Linked DNA regions of Homo sapiens: region 1 is linked to region 2. Evidence: chromatin loops called from intact Hi-C (ENCODE). Cell type or tissue: heart right ventricle. All regions are shown on one strand. Links, peaks and the distances in the headings refer to the core of each region. The heading gives the core; the rest is flanking DNA. Region 1 overlaps LOC124906253 (keratinocyte proline-rich protein-like). Region 2 has its middle 82 kb from the start of TFRC.

Region 1 (8,537 bases), core at 538-8,537, 57 kb before region 2:
GACTTCTGAGGAAAATAATGAAATGGAGGAATCTGATGTGTCTCAAGCTGAGAAAGATTTACTACATTCTGAAGGTAGTGAAAACGAAGGCCCTGAAAGTAGTGGTTCTTCTGACTGCCGTGAAACAGAAGAATTAGTAGGATCCAATTCCAGTAAAACTGGAGAGATTCTTTCAGAATCATCCATGGAAAATGATGACGAAGCCACAGAAGTCACCGATGAACCACTGGAACAAGACTATTTAGAAACATATACATGCAGTATTTTACACACAGTTCTGGTTTTAACACTGTGTAAAACTTTTATGTAAAAACGTGCACCTTTAGTTTTACAAGAAAAGCAGGTTGTAAAATAAAGTACTTTATGGATAATTCCTGAAAGAGTTGTCCATGTAAGAACTGTGAATATCAGCTCCTCTGGGTCCTGCTTACCTTACCGCTGATTTCTCTTTCTTTCTTTCTTTCTTTTTTTGGTCTGGGCAAATCAGTGGTTTGTATATAGAAGTTTTTTTTTTAATTTAGGACTGAAGTCTTTAAACTGGAAAGTAATTATAATTTTGAACAGTTTTTTGAGATTATCACATTTAGTTTATACATATGCAAGAAGCTTTTTGTCTTGTGTCTTTCTGATAGCTCTAGCAGTTTTCATATTTTGGTCATAGTTTCAACATTTTAACATGTGAATAATAGAGTTTCATGCTGGTTTCCAGATTGTATTGTTCGGCTACATACAATAGAACCTTAAGTTTTATATATATGTATATATTATTCTAAGGGGGAAAATGTTATATTTTTCTGTTGGTATAAGAGATAAATACAGTGGATACTTTTTCTATTGGTAATGATTGAATTCACCTCTTTCAGAAGACATTTTCTTTCTCTTCTGAGTAACTGAAATAAAATCTGGCCTTTGTGAAACCCTGGAAATACCACAACCCTCAACTAGAAACACCAATACCAGCTCCTCCGCGAGTTTCCAGCTCCACAACCTAAGACATCAGAGGCAGCATTGGTTCCTCACGTAGAGTCCAGCTCCGGGACCCTCATATTTGAACCGCAGGGCCATCTCATCCCTGGATCTCCAGCTGCACCACACTCAAATTAGAACAACATCAGTTCCTCCCCAGGTCTCCACCTGCACAGCCCTCGAAAGGGAACATCAGCTCCTCCCCGGGTCTCCAGCTGTAGGTCCCTAAAACTAGAACATCAGCTCCCGCCTGGGTCGCCAGCAGCACCACCCTCAAACTGGAACATCAGATCCCCATGGGTCTCCAGCTGCAGGGCCCTCAAACTGGAACATCAGCTCCCCCACCAGATCTCCAGCTGCACGGACCTCAAACTGGAACATCAGCTCCCCGCCGGGTCTCCAGGTGCACTGCCTGCAAACTGGAACATGAGCTCCCTGCCGGGTCCCCAGCTGCATGGCCCTCAAACTGGAACATCAGCTCCCCACCAGATCGCCAGCTGCACGACCCTCAAACTGGAATATCAGCTCCACCCCGGGGCTCCAGGTGCACAGCCCTCAACTTGCAACATCAGCTCCCCACCGGGTCTCCAGCTGCACGGCTCTCAAACAGGAACATCTGCTCCCCACAGGGTCTCCAGCTGCACGGCTCTCAAACAGGAACATCAGCTCCCCACAGGGTCTCCAGCTGCACGGTCCTCAACCTGCAACACTGGCTCCCCACCAGGTCTCCAGATGCACGGCCCTCAAACTGCAACATCAGTTCCCCCCGGGTCTCCAGCTACACCGCGTCAACCTGGAACATCAGCTCCCCGCCGGGTCTCCAGCTCCACGGCCCTCAAACTGCAACACTGGCTCCTCACCGGGTCTCCAGATGCACGGCCCTCAAACTGGAACATCAACTCCCCACCGGGTATACAGCTGCATGGCCTTAAACTGGAACATTAGCTCCCCGCCCAGGTCTCCAGATGCACGGCCCTCAAACTGGAACATCAGTTCCCCGCCAGGTCTCCAGCTGCACGGCCCTCAAACTGGAACATCAGCTTCCCGCCGGGTCTCCAGGTGCACGGCCCTCAAACTGCAACATCAGCTCCCTGCTGGGTATCCAGCTGCACAGCCCTCAAACTGGAACATCAGCTCCCCGCCAGGTCTCCAGGTGCACGGCCCTCAAATTGGAACATCAGCTCCCCGCTAGGTCTCCAGGAGCACGGGCCTCAAACTGGAACATCAGCTCCCTGCCAGGTCACCAGCTGCATGGCCCTCAAACTGGAACATCACCTCCCCGCCAGGTCTCCAGCTGCATGGCCCTCAAATTGCAACATCAGCTCCCATCAGAGTCTCCAGCTGCATGGCCATCAAACTGGAACATCAGCTCCCCCGCGGGTCTCCAGCTGCACAGACCTCAAACTTGGACATCAGCTCCCCGCCGGGTCATCAACTGCACGGCCCTCAAACTGGAACATCAGCTCCACCCTTGGGTCTCCAGCAGCACGGCCCTACAACTGGACCATCAGCTTCCCCCCGGGTCTCCAGCTGCACAGCCCTACAACCGGAACATCAGCTCCCTGCCGGGTCTCCAGCTGCACAGCCCTCAAACTGGAACATCAGATCCCCACTGGGTTCAAACTATTCCAGTTTGAGGGCCGTGCAGCTGGAGACCCGGCGGGGAGCTGATGTTCCAGTCTGAGGGCCGTGCAGCTGGAGACCTGGTGGGGAGCTGAAGTTCCAGTCTGAGGGCCATGCAGCTGGATACCCGGTGGGGAGCTGAAGTTCCAGTTTGAGGGCCGTGAAGCTGGAGACCCGGTGGGGAGCTGAAGTTCCAGTTTGAGGGCCGTGCAGCTGGAGACCCGGCGGGGAGCTGATGTTCCAGTCTGAGGGCCGTGCCGCTGGATACCCGGTGGGGAGCTGAAGTTCCAGTCTGAGGGCCGTGCAGCTGGATACCCGGTGGGGAGCTGAAGTTCCAGTTTGAGGGCCGTGAAGCTGGAGACCCGGTGGGGAGCTGAAGTTCCAGTTTGAGGGCCGTGAAGCTGGAGACCCGGTGGGGAGCTGATGTTCCAGTTTGAGGGCCGCGCAGCTGGAGACTCGGGGGTAGCCGATGTTGCAGTTTGAGGGCCGTGCAGCTGGAGACCCGGGTGGGAACCAATGTTCCAGTTTGGGAGCCATGCAGCTGGAGGCACTGCGGGGAGCAGATGTTCCAGTTTGATGTTCCTCCCTGGGTCTCCAGGTGCACGGCCATCAAACTGGAACATCAGCTCCCCGGCCCTCAAACCAGAACATCAGCTCCCCGCCGGATCTCCACCTGCACAGCCGTCAACATCAGCTCCTCCCCGAGTCCTCAGCTGCACGACCCTCAAGTTAGAACATCAGCTTCTCCCCAAGTCTTCAGCTGCGTGACCCTCAATCTAGAACATCAGTTCCTCTCCGGGTCTGCAGCTGCAAGACCCTCAATCTAGAACGTCAGCTCCTCCCTGAGTCTCCAGCTGAAAGACCCTCAAAACAAACAACATCAGCTCCTCCCCGAGTCTTCAGCTGCACGACGCTCAATCTACAACATCAGCTCCTGTCTGGTTCTCCAGCTGCACGACCCTCAAACTACAACCTCAGCTCTTCCCCGAGTCTTCTGCTGTATGACCCTCATCTAGAACATAAGCTCCTCTCTGGGTGTCCACCTGTAGGGAACTCAAATTAGAACGTCAGCTCCTCCCAGAGTCTTCAGCTGCATGACCCTCAATCTTTAACATCAGCTCCTCTCCGGGTCTGCAGCTCCATGACCCTAAAAATACATCAGCAGCTCCTCCCTGAATCTTCAGCTGTACGACCCTCAAACTACAACATCAGCTCCTGTCTGCATCTCTAGCTGCACGGCCCTCAAACTAGAATATCAGCTCCTCCCCGAGTCTTCACCTGCACGACCCTCAAACTAGAACATCAGCTCCTGTACAGATTTCCAACTGTAGGGCCCTCAAACTAGAACATCAGCTCCTCCCCAAGTCAGCAGCTGCAAGACCCTCAAATTACCACCTTAGCTCCTCCTGGAGTCTTCAGCTGCACGACCCTCAATCTCGAAGATCAGATACTCTCCGGGTCTTCAGCTGTAGGGCCCTCAAACTATAACATCAGCTCCTCTCTGAGTATTCAGCTGCACGACCCTCAATCTCGAACATCAACTCCTCTTCAGGTGTGCAGCTGTAGGGCCCTCAATCTAGAACATCAGCTCCTCCCTGAGCCTTCTGCTGCATGACCCTCAAACTAGAATCTCAGCTCCTCCCGAGTCTTCAGCTGCATGACCCTCAAACTAGAACCTCAGCTCCTCCCTGAGTCTTCAGCTGCATGACCCTTAATCTAGAACATCAGCTCCTCCCCGAGTCTTCAGCTGCATGACCCTCAATCTAGAACATCAGCTCCTCTCCAGGTTTGCAGCTGCAAGACCCTCAAACTAGAACATCAGCTCCTCTCCAGGTCTGCAGCTGCAAGACCCTCAAACTAGAACATCAGTTCTCCTACAGTTCTGCAGCTGCAAGACCCTCCATGTAGAACATCAGCTCCTCACCGAGTCTTCACCTGCATGACCCTCAAACTAGAACATCAGCTCCTCTCCACGTCTCCAGCTGCATGACCCTCAAAGTAGAACATCAGCTCCTCTCCGGCTCTGCAGCTCCAAGATCCTCAAACTAGAACATCAGCTCCTCTCCAGGTCTGCAGCTGCAAGACCATCAATCTAGAACATCAGCTCCTCTCCAAGTGTGCAGCTGCACGAGTCTCAATCTAGAACATTGGCTCCTCTCCAGGTGTACAGCTGCACGACTCTCAATCTAGAACATCAGCTCCTCTCCAGGTCTGCAGCTACAAGAACCTCAAACTAGAACATCAGCTCCTCTCCAGGTCTCCAGCTGCATGACCCTCAAACTAGAACATCAGCTCCTCTCCGGGTCTGCAGCTCCACGACCCTCAATCTAGAACATCAGCTCCTCCCCGGGTCTTCAGCTGCACGACCCTCAAACTAGAACATCAGCTCCTCCCTGGGTCTGCAGCTGGAAGATCCACTAACTAGAACATCAAATCCTGTCTGGGTCTCCAGCTCCATGACCCTCAATCAAGATTATCAGCTCCTCCCTGAGTCCCCAGCTGAAAGACCCTCAACGCGAACAACATCAGCTCCTCCTGAAGTCCTCAACTGCATGACCCTCAAACTACAACATCAGCTCCTCCCCGAGTCTTCAGCTGCATGACCCTCTATCTAGAACATCAGCTCCTCTCCAGGTCTGCAGCTGCAAGAACCTAAAATTAGAACATCAGCTCCTCTCTGGGTCTGCAGCTGGAAGATCCACTAGCTAGAACATCAGCTCCTGTCCGGGTCTCCAGCTCCGTGAACCTCAATCAAGATTGTCAGCTCCTCCCTGAGTCTCCAGCTGAAAGACCCTCAACGCGAACAACATCAGCTCCTCCCGAAGTCCTCAACTGCATGACCCTCCAACTACAACATCAGCTCCACCCCGAGTCTTCAGCTGCAGGACCCTCAATCTAGAACATCAGCTCCTCTACAGGTCTGCAGCTGCACGACCCTCAATCTAGAACATCAGCTCCTCTACAGGTCTGCAGTTGCAAGACCCTCAAATGAGAACATCAGCTCCTCTCCGGATCTGCAGCTGCTAGACACTCAAACTAGAACATCAACTTCTGTCCAGGTCTCCAGTTCCGTGACCCTAAATCTAGAACATCAGCTCCTCCCTGAGTCTCCAACTGAAAGACCCTCAATGCGAACAACTAAAGCTCCTCCCCAAGTCTTCAGCTGCACGACCCTCAATCTAGAACATCAGCTCCTCTACAGGTCTGCAGCTGCAAGATCCTCAAACTAGAACATCAGCTCCTCCCCGAGTCTTCAGCTGCATGACCCTCAATCTAGAACATCAGCTCCTCTCCGGGTCTGCAGCTGCAAGAACCTAAAACTAGAACATTACCTTCTCTCCAGGGCTCCAGTTCTATGACCCTAATTCTAGAACATCAGCTCCTCCCTGAGTCTCCAACTGAAAGACCCTCAACGCGAACAACATCAGCTCCTCCCCAAGTCTTCAGCTGCAAGACCCTCAAACTAGAACATCAGCTCCTCTACAGGTCTTCAGCTGCACGACCCTCAAACTAGAACATCAGCTCCTCCCCGGGTCTGCAGGTGCAAGACCCTCAATCTAGAACATCAGCTCCTCTCCGGGTCTGCAGCTGGGAGACCCTCAATCTAGAACATCAGCTCCTCTCCGGGTCTGCAGCTGCATGACCCTCAATCTAGAACATCAGCTCCTCTCCAGGTCTGCACCTGGGAGACCCTCAAACTAGAACATCAGCTCCTCCCCGGGTCTGCAGGTGCACGAACCTCAATCTAGAACATCAGCTCCTCTCCGGGTCTGCAGCTGCATGACACTCAATCTAGAACATCAGCTCCTCCCCGAGTCTGCAGGTGCACGACCCTCAATCTAGAACATCAGCTCCTCTCCGGGTCTGCAGCTGCATGACCCTCAATCTAGAACATCAGCACCTCTCCGGGTCTGCAGCTGCATGACCCTCAATCTAGAACATCAGCTCCTCTCCGGGTCTGCAGCTGCATGACCCTCAATCTAGAACATCAGCTCCTCTCCAGGTCTGCAGCTGGGAGACCCTCAAACTAGAACATCAGCTCCTCCCCGGGTCTGCAGGTGCACGACCCTCAATCTAGAACATCAGCTCCTCTCCAGGTCTGCAGCTGCACGACCCTCAATCTAGAACATCAGCTCCTCTCCAGGTCTGCAGCTGCATGACACTCAAACTACAACATCAGCTCCTCTCCGGGTCTGCAGCTGCATGACACTCAAACTAGAACATCAGCTCCTCCCCGGATCTGCAGCTGCAGGACCCTCAAGGTAGAATATCAGCTCTTCCCCGAGCTAAAACACCTCTCCCACCTGGATCTCCAGCTCCACGAGTCTCACAGAACAGCCACACTGGCTCCTTCATTGTCTTCAGCTCCACAACCTAAGACATCAGTGGGAGCACCGGCTCCTCCCTGGACCTCCAGCTCAACGAATCTCATAGACTTAAAAGGCAGCACCTGCTCCTCCCCAAGGCTCCATCTCCACCACCCTCAGATTTGAACAGCGGTAGCACCACCTCCTCTCCAGGTCTTCAGCCCCACGTCCCTCCCTGAACAATCCCTTCTCATGAAATTCAGCAGTCAAGAAATCTGCAGCGGAAGTAAATGAATAAATGTTTTGTTTTCAAATCGATACCTCTTTTATGTTCATGAGTTAACTTTTCTACTTTCCATTAGCCTTGCAATCTACTTATGTCCAATGTGAAACAGAAACACACCATTTGAAATCACGTTTAAAAACTTAGTAGTTTTTCAATAAAATCATCACACAGCTGTAGACACGATCTTATTTCTCTCTGCCTGTGCAGAAGTCTTATGAAAATTCAAACTATGAATTTACTTTGTTGAGATTCCCAGAATACACATTAATCCCAACTGTTACTCCCCTCCTTAAAATCTTTTAACACATTCCCATCACCTGAGCATAAATGCCAGCTCCCATCCACAGCCCAAAGTGCCCAGCACGGCCCTGCCCTCTGCCCTGGTCTATGGTCTCCCCTCTTAAATGCCAGCACCATCCACAGCCCACAGTGCCCAGCACGGCCCTGCCCTCTGCCCTGCCCTCTGCTGTGGCCTAAGGTCTCTCCCCTGTGCCATTCCCTTCCTGACGGACAGGCCTCTGTCCGTTCCTCAAACCACACAGGCTCAGGCCTGACTCCAGGCCTTTGCACTTCTGTGCCCTCTGCCTAGGGTGCCTTTCCCGGGCTCTGCATCCTCCTCTCAACCCGCTGAGCTCCAGCCTGCTGGTCGCCCCTCAGGTGGATGAACACACGGTGTCCTCTCGCCCCACCAGCTTTTGCACAGGCTCTTCTCTGTGCCAGACACACACCCTCTCTATCGGGGTTTACTCTCTAAATACCATTCATCCTTGGAGTCTCCACTGAAATATCGCTCCCTGCCCACCCCCCTCACTTGGACTTAACCTTGGTTAGGTTGCCAACCCCCGTCTCCTGACTCCGGGAAGCTAGATGCTCTCCTAGCACTCGGAACTTGCCCATCGCCACATTTGCACACCCCTGGTTACTGGGTTAGGTTGGCGCACAAGTCATCGCGGGTTTTGCCATTACTATTAATGAACGGCAGCAATGGCTCCTCCCCGTTTCTTTTTTTTTTTTTTTTTTGCCATTACTTTTAATGACTGCTGCACCAACCTATTAGAATCATTTATATTTATCCATCCATCATGTGTCTTCCCCTCTAGAAAGGAAGCTCCATGAGAATAGAGGCCAAATCTACTCAAATCACTCCACCTTCCCAGCACATTGTTTGTCAATAATCATTTACCAACTGACTGATAGAGAAATGCCTTCCCTGTTGCTGGGATGAGGCACATGACACGCCCCTTTGAAAGTCAATTCCATGGACAGTTAGCATTTGCTCTTCACTACTGCACCTGTGGCATGGCTGGGCTTAGGCTGATCTAGTCTGGCCTTGACTCCAGGCTAAGGATGGGAAC
Region 2 (8,197 bases), core at 198-8,197:
CCATCCACGGAACCTCACCATGGATACGCTTGTGATCAAGGGCCTGGTCTCCCCTCAAGACACGGTCACAGATCAGAGGCCACACCATCCTAGCAGTGGAGCAGGACCAGCTGGGACAGGGTCCTTCTGTGACACCTGCTGCATCACCAGGCTGGGTGAACGGACACAATTGCCAGAACTCACAGAATAGAAGTATCAGCACCGAAACCTCACAGGAAAAATGGTAAGTTCTAAGTTTCTCCATTAATAGTAACTCTCAGATTAATCTCTGTCATCCATCGCTTCTCCAAGAAATGACTTTTTAGGGTGACGTGCCAGGCGCCATGTTGGAGGGCTGGTGGTAGCGGCTTGGGGAGGTGCTCACTCTGTCGGTCTCACTCTCTCACACGCTTCCCCTGGCTCCCTTCGTTCCCCCCCACCCCACTTGGCCTGCGTGCTGGAGGGTGTGCGAGGGAGTGGGAGGACGTCGGGGGGTGGGGGGAGGCGTTCCGGTCCCCAAGAGACCCGCGGAGGGAGGCGGAGGCTGTGAGGGACTCCGGGAAGCCATGGACGTCGACAGGCTCCAGGAGGCACTGGAAGATTTTGAGAAGAGGCGAAAAAGAAAGTCTGTCCTGTCCTGGATCAGCTCCTTTGTCATGTAGCCAAGACTGGAGAAACAGATTCCGTGGTCCCAATTTAAAGGCTATTTTATTTTCAAACTGGAGAAAGTGATGGATGATTTCAGAACTTCAGCTCCTGTGCCAAGAGGTCCTCCCAACCCTAATGTCGAATATATTCCCTTTGATGCAACAAAGGGAAGAATACTGAAAACTGTCACTGGATTTAACCGTATCCCTTTTACTATTCAGCGACTATTGAATTGTTAACAGATCCAAGGAGAAACTATACAGGAACAGACAAATTTCTCAGAGGAGTAGAAAAGAACGTGATGGTTGTTAGCTGTGTTTATCCTTCTTCAGAGAAAAACAATTCCAATAGTTTAAATCGAATGAATGGTGTGATGTTTCCTGGAAATGCACCAAGCTATACTGAGAGGTCTAATATAAATGGGCCTGGGACACCCAGGCCACGTAATCGACCAAAGGTTTCTCTGTCAGCCCCCATGACAACAAATGGGTGGCCTGATAGCACAGACAGCAAAGAGGCAAATTTGCAGCAAAATGAAGAGAAAACTCACAGTGACTCTTCGACATCTGAATCAGAAGTTTCCTCAGTGAGCCCTTTGAGAAATAAACATCCAGATGAAGATGCTGTGGAAGCTGAGGGGCATGAGGTAAAAAGACTCAGGTTTGACAAAAAGGCGAAGTCGGAGAAATAGCCAGTCAAGCGACTTGCAGCGAAATTTCTTCAGTTGTGGTAGAAGAAACAGAAGCATCACCTTCATCCCATGATAAAGACAAAGAAAGCCGTGGTACCCGGCAGCGCGTTCAGAAGAGGATGAAGAAGATGAAGAGGAAGAAGAAGGGATTGAGAGACCATCTGTAAAAGGGAGGAGTAAGGAGATCCTCAAATTCTTGCATTCATTGTTTTCGTGAAAGAACTGTACATCATGGAACTCCTTGTAATGCCGACGCTGGGCTTTTCTCCCACCTGTATGCAGTTGCTGCTGAATTTCAGGGGATGTGATTTGAACTACAGAACATCAGAATTCATGAAACTTAACTGTGGAGGTATTTTGAAAATAAAATTTAAGTACAACAACATTTGCTTAGTTTTAGAGTCTTTTATGACATCAAGAGAAATGATCCCAGAAAGAAATAAACAAGAAAAAGAATCTGATGATGCCTCAACTGTGAATGAAGAGACTTCTGAGGAAAATAATGAAATGGAGGAATCTGATGTGTCTCAAGCTGAGAAAGATTTACTACATTCTGAAGGTAGTGAAAACGAAGGCCCTGAAAGTAGTGGTTCTTCTGACTGCCGTGAAACAGAAGAATTAGTAGGATCCAATTCCAGTAAAACTGGAGAGATTCTTTCAGAATCATCCATGGAAAATGATGACGAAGCCACAGAAGTCACCGATGAACCAATGGAACAAGACTATTTAGAAACATTTACATGCAGTATTTTACACACAGTTCTGGTTTTAACACCGTATAAAACTTTTATGTTAAAACGCGCACCTTTAGTTTTACAAGAAAAGCAGGTTGTAAAATAAAGTACTTTATGGATAATTCCTGAAAGAGTTGTCCATGTAAGAACTGTGAATATCAGCTCCTCTGGGTCCTGCTTACGTTACCACTGATTTCTTTCTTTCTTTCTTTCTTTCTTTCTTTTTTTGGTCTGGGCAAATCAGTGGTTTGTATATAGATTTTTTTTAAAAATTTAGGATTAAAGTTTTTAAACTGGAAAGTAATTATAATTTTGAACAGTTTTTTGAGATTATCACATTTAGTTTATACATATGCAAGAAGCTTTTTGTCTTGTGTCTTTCTGATAGCTCTAGCAGTTTTCATATTTTGGTCATAGTTTCAACATTTTAACATGTGAATAATAGGGTTTCATGCTGGTTTCCAGATTGTATTGTTCGGCTACATACAATGGAACCTTAAGTTGTGTATATATATATATATTATTCTAAGGGGGAAAATGTTATATTTTTCTGTTTGTATAAGAGATGAATACAGTGGATACTTTTTCTATTGGTAATGACTGAGTTCACCTCTTTCAGAAGACATTTTCTTTCTCTTCTGAGTAACTGAAATAAAATCTGGCCTTTGTGAAACCCTGGAAATACCACGACCCTCAACTAGAAACACCAATACCAGCTCCTCCGTGAGTTCCCAGCTCCACAACCTAAGACATCAGAGGCAGCATTGGTTCCTCACGTAGATTCCAGCTCCGGGACCCCCATATTTGAACCGCAAGACCATCTCATCCCTGGATCTCCAGCTGCACCACACTCAAATTAGAACAACATCAGCTCCTCCCCAGGTCTCCACCTGCACAGCCCTCAAACGGGAACGTCAGCTCCTCCCCGGGTCTCCAGCTGCAGGGCCCTAAAACTAGAACATCAGCTCCCGCCTGGGTCGCTAGCTGCACCACCCTCAAACTGGAACATCAGATCCCCATGGGTCTCCAGCTGCAGGGCCCTCAAACTGGAACATCAGCTCCCCACCAGATCTCCAGCTGCATGGACCTCAAACTGGAACATCAGCAACCCGCCGGGTCTCCAGCTGCACTGCCTGCAAACTGGAACATGAGCTCCCTGCCGGGTCTCCAGCTGCTTGGCCCTCAAACTGGAGCATCAGCTCCCCACCAGATCTCCAGGTGCATGGCCCTCAAACTGGAATATCAGTTCCACCCTGGGGCTCCAGGTGCACAGCCCTCAACCTGCAACATCAGCTCTCCACTGGGACTCCAGATGCACGGCCCTCAAACTGGAACATCAGCTCCCTGCCGGGTCTCCAGATGCACGGCCTGCAAACTGGAACATCAGCTCCCGTCAGGTCTCCAGCTGCACGGCCCTCAAACTGGAATATCAGCTCCACCCCGGGGCTCCAGGTGCACAGCCCTCAAACTGCAACATCAGCTCTCAGCCAGGTACCCAGCTGCATGGCCCTCAAACTGCAACATCAGTTCCCCCCCGGGTCTCCAGCTTCACGGCCCTCAAACTGGAACATCAGCTCCCCAACCAGGTCTCCAGCTCCACGGCCCTCAACCTGCAACATCAGCTCCCCACCAGATCTCCAGATGCACGGCCCTCAAACTGGAACATCGGCTCCCCACAGGGTCTCCAGCTGCATGGACTTAAACTGGAACATCAGCTCCCAGGCCCTCAAACAGGAACATCAGCTCCCAGGCCCTCAAACAGGAACATCAGCTCCCCACAGGGTCTCCAGCTGCATGGCCCTCAAATTGCAACATCAGTTCCCCGCTGGGTCTCCAGCTGCACCGCTTCAAACTGCAACATCAGTTCCCCCCTGGGTCTCCAGCTGCACCACTTCAAACTGCAACATCAGCTCCCCGCTGGGTCTCCAGCAGCATGGCCCTCAACCTGGAACATCAGCTCCCCCGAACCCGGGTCTCCAGCTCCACAGCCCTCAACCTGGAACATCAGCTCCCCCCAACCCGGGTCTCCAGCTCCACGGCCCTCAAACTGGAACATCAGCTCCCTGCCGGGTATCCAGTTGCACGGCCCTCAAACTGGAACATCAGCTCCCCACCAGGTCTCCAGCTGCACGGCCCTCACACTGGAACATCAGCTCCCCACCAGATCTCCAGCTGCACGGCTCTCAAACAGGAACATCAGCTCCCCACAGGGTCTCCAGCTGCACGGCCCTCAAACTGCAACATCGGTTCCCCCCTGGGTCTCCAGCTACACCGCGTCAACCTGGAACTTCAGCTCCCCCCCGGGTCTCCAGCTCCATGGCCCTCAACCTGCAACACTGGCTCCCCACCGGGTCTCCAGATGCACAGCCCTCAAACTGGAACATCAACTCCCCACCGGGTATACAGCTGCATGGCCTTAAACTGGAACATCAGCTCCCTGCCCAGGTCTCCACATGCACAGCCCTCAAACTGGAACATCAGCTCCCCGCCAGGTCTCCAGGAGCACGGACCTCAAACTGGAACATCAGCTCCCTGCCAGGTCACCAGCTGCATGGCCCTCAAACTGGGACATCACCTCCCCACGAGGTCTCCAGCTGCATGGCCCTCAAATTGCAACATCAGCTCCCATCAGAGTCTCCAGCTGCATGGCCATCAAACTGGAACATCAGCTCCCCGGCCCTCAAACCGGAACATCAGCTCCCCGCCGGATCTCCAGCTGCACAGCCGTCAACATCAGCTCCTCCCCGAGTCCTCAGCTGCACGACCCTCAAGTTAGAACATCAGCTTCTCCCCAAGTCTTCAGCTGCGTGACCCTCAATCTAGAACATCAGTTCTTCTCTGGGTCTGCAGCTGCAAGACCCTGAAACTACATCAGCTTCTCTCCAGTTCTGCAGCTGCAAGACCCTCAAACTACAACATCAGCTTCCCTCCAGGTCTCCAGTTCCATGACCCTAAATCTAGAACATCAGCTCCTTCCTGAGTCTCCAACTGAAAGACCCTCAAAGCGAACAACATCAGTTCCTCCCCGAGTCTTCAGCTGCACGACACTCAATCTACAACATCAGCTCCTGTCTGGTTCTCCAGCTGCACGACCCTCAAACTACAACCTCAGCTCTTCCCCGAGTCTTCTGCTGCATGACCCTCAATCTAGAACATAAGCTCCTCTCTGGGTGTCCACCTGTAGGGACCTCAAATTAGAACGTCAGCTCCTCCCAGAGTCTTCAGCTGCATGACCCTCAATCTTTAACATCAGCTCCTCTCCAGGTCTGCAGCTCCATGACCCTAAAAATACATGAGCAGCTCCTCCCTGAATCTTCAGCTGTACGACCCTCAAACTACAACATCAGCTCCTGTCTGCACCTCCAGCTGCAGAGCCCTCAAACTAGAATATCAGCTCCTCCCCGAGTCTTCAGCTGCACGACCCTCAAACTAGAACATCAGCTCCTGTACAGATTTCCAACTGTAGGGCCCTCAAACTAGAACATCAGCTCCTCCCCGAGTCGGCAGCTGCAAGACCCTCAAATTACCAACTCAGCTCCTCCCGGAGTCTTCAGCTGCATGACCCTCAATCTCGAACATCAGATACTCTCTGGGTCTGCAGCTGTAGGGCCCTCAATCTAGAACATCAGCTCCTCCCGAGTCTTCAGCTGCATGACTCTCAAACTAGAACCTCAGCTCCTCCCCGAGTCTTCAGCTGCACGACCCTTAATCTAGAACCTCAGCTCCTCCCGAGTCTTCAGCTGCACGACCCTCAATCTAGAACATCAGCTCCTCTCCAGGTTTGCAGAAGACCCTCAAACTAGAACATCAGCTTCTCCCTGAGTCTTCACCTGCATGACCCTCAATCTAGAACATCAGCTCCTCTGCAGGTTTGCAGCTGCAAGACCCTCAAACTACAACATCAGCTCCTCTCCAGGTCTGCAGCTGCAAGACCCTCAAACTGGAACATCAGCTCCTCTCCAGGTCTGCAGCTGCAAGACCCTCAAACTAGAACATCAGCTCCTCCCTGAGTCTTCACCTGCATGACCCTCAATCTAGAACATCAGCTCCTCTCCAGGTCTGCAGCTGCAAGACCTTCAAACTAGAACATCAGCTCCTCTCCAGGTCTGCAGCTGCAAGACCCTCAAACTAGAACATCAGCTCCTGCCCGAGTCTTCAGCAGCATGACCCTCAATCTAGAACATCAGCTCCTCTCTGGATCTGCAGCTGCAAGACCCTGAAACTAGAACATCATCTTCTCTCCAGGTCTCCAGTTCCGTGACTCTAAATCTAGAACATCAGCTCCTCCCTGAGTCTCCAACTGAAAGACCCTCAACGCGAAAAACATCATCTCCTCCCCAAGTCTGCAGCTGCAAGACCCTCAAACTAGAACATCAGCTCCTCCCCAGGTCTGCAGCTGCACGACCCTCAATCTAGAACATCAGCTCCACCCCAGGTCTTCAGCTGCACGACCCTCAAACTAGAACATCAGCTCCTCCCTGGGTCTGCAGCTGGAAGATCCACTAACTAGAACATCAACTCCTGTCTGGGTCTCCAGCTCCATGACCCTCAATCAAGATTATCAGCTCCTCCCTGAATCACCAGCTGAAAGACCCTCAATGTGAACAACATCAGCTCCTCCCCGAGTCCTCAACTGCACCACCCTCAAACTACAACACCAGCTCCTCCCCGAGTCTTCAGCTGCAGGACCCTCAATCTAGAACATCAGCTCCTCCCCGAGTCTTCAGCTGCACGACCCTCAATCTAGAACATCAGCTCCTCTCCGCGTCTGCAGCTAGAAGATCCACTAACTAGAACATTAGCTCCTGTCCAGGTCTCCAGCTCCATGACCCTCAATCAAGATTATCAGCTCCTCCCTGAGTCTCTAGCTGAAAGGCTCTCAATGCAAACAACATTAGCTCCTCCCCAAGTCCTCAACAGTGCGACCCTCAAACTAGACCATCAGCTCCTCCCCGAGTCTTCAGCTGCACGACCCTCAATCTAGAACATCAGCTCCTCTCCAGGTCTGCAGCTGCAAGAACCTAAAAGTAGAACATCACCTACTCCCTGGGTCTGCAGCTGGAAGATCCACTAACTAGAACATCAGCTCCTGTCCGGGTCTCCAGCTCCATGACCCTCAATCAAGATTATCAGCTCCTCCCTGAATCTCCACCTGAAAGACCCTCAACGAGAACAACATCAGCTCCTCCCTGAGTCCTCAACTGCATGACCCTCAAACTACAATATGAGCTCCTCGCCGAGTCTTCAGCTGCACGACCCTCAATCTAGAACATCAGCTCCTCTCCGTGTCTGCAGCTAGAAGATCCACTAACTAGCACATTAGCTCCTGTCCGGGTCTCCAGCTCCATGACCCACAGTCAAGATTATCAGCTCCTCCCTGAGTCTCCAGCTGAAAGACTCTCAACGCAAACAACATTAGCTCCTCCCCGAGTCTTCAACAGCGCGACCCTCAAACTACAACTTCAGCTCCTCCCCGAGTTCAGCTGCACGACCCTCAATCTAGAACATCAGCTCCTCTCCGCGTCTGCAGCTGCAAGAACCTAAGAGTAGAACATCAGCTCCTCCCCGAGTCTCCACCTGAAAGACCCTCAATGAGAACAACATCAGCTCCTCCCCGAGTCCTCCACTGCATGACCCTAAAACTACAACATCAGCTCCTCGCCGAGTCTTCAGCTACATGACCCTCAATCTAGAACATCAGCTCCTCTCCAGGTCTGCAGCTGCAAGAACATAAAAGTAGAACATCATCTCCTCCCTGGGTCTGCAACTGGAAGATCCACTAACTAGAATATCAGCTCCTGTCCGGGACTCCAGCTCCATGACCCTCAGTCAAGATTATCAGCTCCTCCCTGAGTCTCCACCTGAAAGACCCTCAATGCGAACAACATCAGCTCCTCCCTGAGTCTTCAGCTGCACGACCCTCAATCTAGAACATCAGCTCCTCCCTGAGTCTTCAGCTGCAACAATCTAAAACTAGAACATGAGCTCCTCCCTGAGTCTCCAGCTGAAAGACCCTCAACGTGAACATCAGCTCCTCCCCGAGTCCTCAACAGCGCGACCCTCAAACTACAACATCAGCTCCTCCCCGAGTCTTCAGCTGCATGACCCTCAATCTAGAACATCAGCTCCTCTCCGGGTCTGCAGC

The links. Peaks named below come from ENCODE experiments on the same cell type or tissue, not always from the same donor. Only the 100,000 strongest peaks of a DNase experiment are listed, where the experiment ranks them.
Region 1: it touches region 2 in a loop (11-fold over the local background); 10 of 110 quality-filtered maps call a loop at or near these places.

Annotation. Positions count from the first base shown.
Region 1 is chr3:195,938,502-195,947,038 of GRCh38, forward strand. The region is part of intron 3 of LOC124906253 (keratinocyte proline-rich protein-like); the gene reads right to left. It also overlaps the pseudogene LOC124906254. Among named protein-coding and RNA genes, the nearest start is that of TNK2, 34 kb to the left of the region's middle. RefSeq lists enhancers at 1,425-2,095, 2,096-2,765. In heart right ventricle, for the core only: no CTCF peak of the experiment used is centred there; no DNase peak of the experiment used is centred there.
Region 2 is chr3:195,996,193-196,004,389 of GRCh38, forward strand. It overlaps the pseudogene LOC100131360. Among named protein-coding and RNA genes, the nearest start is that of TFRC, 82 kb to the right of the region's middle. In heart right ventricle, for the core only: no CTCF peak of the experiment used is centred there; a DNase peak (open chromatin) is centred at 4,571; H3K27me3 peaks cover 436 bases.